Regions from separate parts of the Mus musculus genome. Here regions 2 and 3 are each linked to region 1. Evidence: chromatin loops called from intact Hi-C (ENCODE). Cell type or tissue: heart. All regions are shown on one strand.

The links. Hi-C counts contacts between places; a loop is a spot of excess contacts. Peaks named below come from ENCODE experiments on the same cell type or tissue, not always from the same donor. Only the 100,000 strongest peaks of a DNase experiment are listed, where the experiment ranks them.
Region 2: a loop joins it to region 1, with 4 times the contacts of the local background. A loop is called at or near these places in 8 of 42 quality-filtered maps.
Region 3: it touches region 1 in a loop (4-fold over the local background); 23 of 42 quality-filtered maps call a loop at or near these places.

The regions. Positions count from the first base shown.
Region 1 is chr15:77,224,148-77,226,647 of GRCm38, reverse strand. All of the region lies in intron 2 of Rbfox2 (RNA binding protein, fox-1 homolog (C. elegans) 2), which reads left to right. Among named protein-coding and RNA genes, the nearest start is that of Rbfox2, 82 kb to the left of the region's middle. In heart, a CTCF peak has its summit at 1,210 (motif pointing left); a DNase peak (open chromatin) is centred at 1,147.
Region 2 is chr15:76,972,876-76,975,375 of GRCm38, reverse strand. No RefSeq gene overlaps it. Among named protein-coding and RNA genes, the nearest start is that of Gm35933, 13 kb to the left of the region's middle. In heart, a CTCF peak has its summit at 1,510 (motif pointing left); DNase peaks (open chromatin) are centred at 775 and 1,205; H3K4me3 peaks cover 1,267 bases; H3K27ac peaks cover 1,555 bases.
Region 3 is chr15:77,357,481-77,359,980 of GRCm38, reverse strand. No RefSeq gene overlaps it. Among named protein-coding and RNA genes, the nearest start is that of Gm41353, 17 kb to the left of the region's middle. In heart, a CTCF peak has its summit at 1,114 (motif pointing right); DNase peaks (open chromatin) are centred at 300 and 1,080; H3K4me3 peaks cover 1,119 bases; H3K27ac peaks cover 1,721 bases.

The DNA.
Region 1 (2,500 bases):
TAAAATTAGAGAAAATTATTGTTATATCATCAGGCTCTTGATTTGATTGAAGAATGACTTTTTCTGTTTTTAAAGTTCCTTTGAGTGTGTGTGTGGGTATGTTTTAGTGATTCACAGAAATGAGTGAAATTTTCAGAGCTGATAAACATCAGTTGTATGTACAAGGTGGTTGACAACTGAGGGTAGGCAGAGTGATGCGCTTTATTCACCAGCCGGAAAGTTTTTTAGATTTCTCTATTTGTTTATTTATTTTTAGTGTTTTCCCTATATGTATAAATGAGCATTATGTGTGTCTGATACCTTTGAGGTCAGAAGAAGGGATAGGGTCCCCTGGAACTGGAGTTATAGATGGTTGTGAGTCCCCGTGTGGGTGCTGGGAACTCAGCCTAGAACCTCTGTAAGAGCAGCTAGTGCTCTTAATCACCCAGCTACCTCTCTAGCCCCCGAGATCAGGTTTTGCCATGAACTTTTTGGAACTTTTGTTATTTTGACTGGGAAGTAAGGACAAAAGCAAACACATCTCTTGTAGTCATTTGTGCGTGTGCAGACAAAGCTGGCTGCTCTGTGTCTGGGTGGAGGATGGGGGAAGGGTTCAGTTACACAGCTTAGTGCCTCCAGGCTTAAAAATGGACACACAGCTCAGTGTAAAGGGTGCCTTTCAGTTTCTAAGACAGCGTGTGCATATATACACACACAATACTTTCTCTCTCTCTCTCTCTCTCTCTCTCTCTCTCTCTCTCTCTCGATTAGTTTTGCCCACAGCACTGCTATGTTTTAAGTATTGTACATTTTTCCATTTTATTCTATTCTATTAAAGAATTGTTGGTTGTGGTCAACAATTGATTGGTGGAAATTATTTCCTGGACTTGCTAATGGATTATAATCTGTGATTCTGGGAAAACATTATTCCAACCATTGTTGTCCTTTAAAATTCAATCTTAGGACTGGGAATGTCAAGGCTGCTTAGCATTCATGAGGCTTGGGTTTATACCTCATCATAAATACAAACAAAAGCATATGAGGATGCTCATGGCTTTAAGCATTCACTGCCCCACCTGTGCATTCAGTCCCCAGCTCTCCCTGACCCCAGCTAGAGGCTACATTAAAATGATGGGTTCCTAAGTTAAATATTTCTTCTGTTTCTTACAGTTCCCCACCCCCCTTCCCCACCCCTAAGTGTGGTGGCATCCTTGCACCCTCTAGTGGAGCAAGGGAGGTACATGCAGCAGTTTTCAGCTAAGTTAGTTGCTCTGCCTTGGCTTTTGCCCCTAGGTCTCTCTGTCTTCAGGTGTTCACAAGTTGGGTTTTCTGTTGCTACCATCATGGATCTGTAGAATTTGCATTCTGCTGTTTCCTATTTATTCATTGTACATATCCTCTGGCTTTCTGCTGCTGAAGATAGGAATTACATTTTATAAGCATACCTTCTTCCATCTAATAAATTCATTATTTCTTAAGTCACTACTTATCATTGCTTTATAGGTTGTATGATGCATCATTAACACTGCAAATATTTTTATAGTCAAGTGGTAAAGTAATATGACTACATTTCCTTTCTTATATACTATTTCTTCCATGAGCTAATATCTACCTATCTATCTATCTACACACATACACACACGTAGAATATGAATCTACTTAAATGCACATGTGACAATTGTTTTTTTTTAAAGCTTTATTGAAGTATAGTTTCCACACTATGAAGTTTATCCAATATACTGTTCCATTCAGTGACTTTGTAAATTATGGAGGAATGGCCCCATCACCATCCTCCAGTTTTAGGACATCTCTGTTACTCCCAACATTTGCTCAACTTCTCTTTTAGTTGTTGACTAAAAGACAAATACTGTGCTAGGCTTTCTGACTGAAACTTTCTTCTGGCTCTTTCCTGTTGCTGCACTTGTGTGATGCACCTAATCTATTGTCTGTGACTCTTACCTGCTTTAATCAACAATGTTTTAGTTTTTACATTTTTGAGCCACTAGAGTTGTATTGCAGCAAGTTCTCTATAATTAGCATTTGTGCTGACACACAGCTCTGGCCTCACTGGAGTCTCACTATGCTGCTTAGCATGTCTCTGCTGAGCACTCCCGTGCCGCCCCAACCTCTTCTCCTCTCCCTCATGTCAGGTTCTCTGTATTCCAGCTTTACTGCAGGGCCGGGTAAGGAAATGGGTTTCAGTTCCAGGGCCTTCCCTCCGGGAACCTCCATGCTTGCATTCAGCCCATCCTGAAGGCTCACAGTAGTTGCTGCCTCCACCATGAAGTCTTGCCTATAGGTTTGTGTAGGAATAGATTCTTGGTGTCTGCTGTCTTCCAAAGGATGTGCTTTCCACTTCTGTTCATACTTTATCACTGCCATTAAAAGATGGTTAGAAGCCTATGACCCAAACAGTCCTGTGATAAGAACCTGATACATTTGAACAGAGAGGGGAACCGAACAGCTTTGGTCGGACTGCCAGATTTCATCGCCTCTGCCTTGCCAGAACTTTATGAAAAAT
Region 2 (2,500 bases), 250 kb after region 1:
CAGCCAGCATAACCTATAACCTTTGCCTGTCTCTTTTGTGGCTCACCAGCCACCAAGACAGCTTCACCTCTGCCTTTCCGTGCTCAGTTATTGCAGACTTTGGGGCCACCTTGATGAACCGACAGGTATCCAGCCCTGTAAAACCCTTTCGCTTTTGGAGATTTTTCGGATATCCGAAGCTGACCGAGGGACAAAAGCCAAATTTAACAGCCTAGGGTTTTCCCTAGGGGGGAAAAGGGAGTATAAATTCTGAAAGTTTCTTTGAATCATGAGAAATGCCCCCAAAAGACTCCTCTGGACCCCAAAGAACCTCGGTAGTCTTAAACAGTTAAGACTTAAGGCAGTTTTTTGAGCTGCACCTGAATTCTAGTCATTAGATACCCGTGAAAAGTGTCCAAGGCCTGGGAACTTGTGTACGTGCTGTACGGGGTCCGAGTCACGATGCTTGGATGGAAAAGCTACTTTAAAAGCATTCAAACCAGTGACTGAGGCTTAGAAGTCTCTGCTCCAAACATCCCCAACACACAGGAGTTGCCAGGTCTGGACGACAGATTGCAGGAGGGCAGTTAGGGCTTGGGACTTAGTTAAAATGGAGTATTCGGATCTGAGTCTTCTAGTTATAGGGATCTGAAGCAGACTAGGAAAAGGCGGTGCCCTTCCTCTAAATCATGATGAGGCGGTGCCTCCAGTGACAAAAAACAGAGGCTGGAACCTGAATCCAGGGCATGGAGGGCTCTCAAGAGGAAAACTAAAGATGGTGAAGGAAGTGCAAGAAGTTGGGGAAACCAGATACGCCACGTGACCAGTAATAGCCACGGAGCCGAGGGTGGGGGTGGTGTTAAGGAAACAAAGAGTTTAGATCCAGGAGAAGCCAGTGAAGTAGGGGTGGGGTGCGGAGGTGGGCAGGGTGCGGTGGGACTTCATGGAGGAGTCTGAGGTTGAGCGGGAGAAGGAAGAATCTGCAAGAAGTGGAGTAGATAGGTTGTAGACAAAGGGAAGGGAGACCAGTAGAAGGTTCCTTGGCCTCTGAAGGCAGCAGGACAGGTGGCGGAGGCTGGCGACAAGGAGCCTACCCGCCAGAACCAGAGCAGGGCGTGTACACCACCTCTCCCTCCCCCAGCCGCCCCCCCCCCCCCCCAAGCCCTTCTGCAGATCTTCCGTCCTCCCTGCAGGACCAGGAGTTCCGCATCCGGGATGGGACTGGGCCGGGGCCCAAGTGAGCACAGCCTCTTCAAGTCCCGGGGACTTTGCCATGTGAAACAGGTCCGGGCTCGGGCCCGACCGCGGCTCCAGAACCACCCTCCATTGTCGATCCCCGGGCCCGAGAGGCGCCGCGGGAGGGGTAGGGGCTGTGGCTCCAGGACCTGGAAATTTCCAATCTTTGAGAAAAAAGAAGACATTTCTAGCCCGGGAAGGGGGTGGGGGTGGGGATGGGGGGTGGGACACTGGATACGAACTAGTAACAGCATAGAGAGGGCGACACCTACTGGCAGAATCCTGAAAAACTAGCAGAATGTCAGAGTCAATGTCCACAAGCAACAGAATCAAGAAATCAAATCAACAACTAACTCCCTAGGCTAAACTTGCTTGTCAGGCATTTAATCATTCACACAGTTGGCCATCCATCCATCCATTCAAGCAGAACCGAAACCATATCTCTCCTGAGAGGCGGAATCATAACGCACGTCTCCACTACTGGGGTCCCAACTCAGTGGGAAGGACTGGGAAGAAATTGATCAGAAAATTTCTTCCCAAAGCAGATTTTCTTGGCTTATCCCCTTATCCAGAAGACTCCCCGTCGGGGGCTATCCCTTTTATCCAGAAGGCTCCCTGAGGGGGTTTATCCTCCTCAGCCAGAACCAAAAGCCAGAACCAGACTCACCTCTGAGGAGTGTTAGACACACAGCAGTCACTCCAGCCAGACCTCTCCAGAGAAGAGGAGCCTTGGAATGTCTGTCAGGGGGCACCCCCCACCCTGTAGCCTCTCCATGGCCAGGAAGGTGTGAGCTAGGCTGAGTCCCACAGAGCATGGGGGAGCTCAACAGGGGCCTCCAAATGAAATGATAGTTACTTCCACGCTAGAGACTTACTGGCAGTCATTCGGATTAAGTCAATAAAAGTTCTGAGTCAAGCCGGGCGTGGTGGCGCACGCCTTTAATCCCAGCACTTGGGAGGCAGAGGCAGGCAGATTTCTGAGTTCAAGGCCAGCCTGGTCTACAAAGTGAGTTCCAGGACAGCCAGGGCTACACAGAGAAACCCTGTCTCGAAAACAAACAAACAAACAAACAAAAAAAGTTCTGAGTCCTTTTTAATGGCCAGACCAAGAGTGGGCTCACCCCTCTGATATGAGAACTTTTGGTCTCCAAGCTCAGGGGTACAGCATTTTTAAAGACAACCACAATTACATCAGTGCTTAGGGAGTTATTACATTAGTGAGGGATTTGGAGTGGCCTAGTAACATCTTTGCAAGGTGCAGCAACATCTTCCAGACACCACATAT
Region 3 (2,500 bases), 130 kb before region 1:
TGTGTCCTGACTTAGAGCTGGCTGAGGTGGGGCCTGGAGTCTGTAGGAGATGAGACTAGAATAGAGAAAGAACTAAGGTCACAGGGAGGTGGTGCCAGTACCAAAGGAAAATATGTAGCTTATATATCATGCTAGAGCTCGGAGCAGGTCCCCAGCACTACTGGAATCTGGAGACCGGGGTGAGGCTGGACTTGCAGCCCAGGGTGGGGCTCACGCTCAGGGCATAGCCACTTCCTCCTGTCCGATTTCAGTTTCCCTTTCCGTGTCTCTTGTCTCTTGGATGCTAGAGTGCACAGCTGGCTGACCGTCAGCTAGCCAGATCCTCAGATGCTCGGTGATCCAGGGCCAAAAGAGGGAATGATGCTTCCCTTCCAACTGTCCTCCACACGACCTTGAAAGGAAGTGGCCGCTGTCTAATCTGGCAAATGAGGACTCAAGGCACAGGGCATTTAGGTGACCCCACACTGAGGTAACAGCCTGGATTCCAATCTAGTTTCTGTTCCCTGAGCTACTGAAGGATGCTGGGGTCAGGCCTTCTGTGACTAGAAGAACGACATTTTCCTGGATACAAAGAAGCTGGGAGCTGTCCTTGGCAAAGAGAGAATAAAGGAGAGGATTCCTCTCTGGACCATCTACAGCAACGGATTAAGACAAAAGAAAACTAGAGAACTCTCACTAAAAGGTCAACCATCATGCTGAGCAAGTTTGCATCTCTCTCAGAAAGGTCACAGAGCGAGCCGCCAATAGGAAGGCATCATTTGTCCCTTGAAAATGCTTTTGGTCCTTCTTCCAGAGCCTCCAGGATTGCACTTCATCCAAAGAGCCAAAGACAGCTGACAGCGCCCTCGGGAGTGATGCTGGAGCCTCACCCTGAAGATTGACAAAGGGACAGAGACCTGAAGGAGAGCGAGCCGGAGGTGCTCTGCGCAGCAGGCTGCATCCCAAAAGACCCGTGGCCAGAGAGAAATCCAGAATGTAAGCACGACCGGCAGAGGTCTGGAAGAAAAGTGAGCTAGCCACGGGGTTACCGGACAGTACAGAGACCTCGCTGAATCCTCTGGCCAAAGCTGTGTGGGATCTGGGACAATGGAAGCCTGCACAGCTTGAGTAAGGACAGCAGGTGGCACTGTCGGCACACTCGACCTCAGTTGGAACTACGCCTCAGCAGGCCTGGGGACCTGGAAACCCGCACCCGCGGAGGAGCAGCTGCAGACGTCAGCAGTAACAGGAGAGGTACACAGCCCGAGGATCTGTGAGGGGCCGTGGCCAGGAAGAAGGGGGAGGCTCTAAATTGAAAACACACCAGAAAGAATTGACTAGGTTCTGGCATCCAACGGAGCGGGAGAGGCTGTTGTGTGCGCTGAAGGGCCCGGAAAACACGGGTTCTGTGACGCTTCCCCATCAGTGTGGACAATCCGGTGCCCTGCTTCCATCAGGACCAGCTGCTGTGCTGGAGGGGGGAAAATAGGTCCCTGGGCTTTTGGGGTTCAGGCCCATCTGAGACAGGCACCCGGTGTTCCCACGCTTTAGCCCTGCCCTGCCCTGCCCTGCCATGCCCTGCCCCGCCCCGCCCTGCCCTGCCCTGCCCCGCCCCGCCCCGCCCTGTAGTCCAGGAGGTTGAACCTTTGTGCTCCTCATCCTCCTCACTCATCCTTTTCCCCACTGTCTAGCTGAGCCCCCATATCTCTGGCCTAGGCAGCCATTTTCGAAACCACCGTGGTAGTTGTTAGGACTGCGGGCCTCGTTCTTCCAGCCTTCCTCCTTTCTGAATGTGGTAGGATTTCTTTCTTTCTGATTTCTTGACATCAGGTAAGAATAGACAACCGGAGGTTGGAGAGATGGCTCGGTATGTGAAGTGCTTGCAGCAAAGGCATGAGGACCTGAGTTCGAATCCTCGCCATCCATATAAAAAGCTGTGCACCTGAAATCCCAGCACTGGGGAGGTGCAGACAGACAGATCCCTGGGGCATGCTGCCCAGACAGTCTAGTGAAGTGGGTGAACAGCACGTTTAGTGAGAACCCTGTCTCAAAAAAAAAAAAAAAAAAAAAAAAAAAAAAAAGGTGGAGAACGATAAAGACACCCACCCCCACCCCTCTGGTCTCCATGTGTGCACATGCGCCAATACACACACTTGTAGTCACACAAGTATGTATAGCCAACTCTGCCCAAGGAGTTTTGAATGGGAGTATGAGTTTCTAAACCAATCACTTAATGCTGATACATCAGCTTTCTCTGGATCACGACAATCTGCGATGTCCTAGACACTAGCTGCTCCATTACCCTGGGTCCAAAAAAAAAAAAATGAGACAAGTTATAATGGACATGCAGTATGAACAAGGACTCTGTTGGGACTCTTTGTTACGGCAGCATAACCTTGACTCTCCTGACTGGTGCAAACAAACTCATATAGAGATCACGGGGATACTTGCAGAGGGCTATGAAGGCATGCGTCTCCTTACATTAGCTAGAATTATTAACAATAATGAGAACCACTTGACG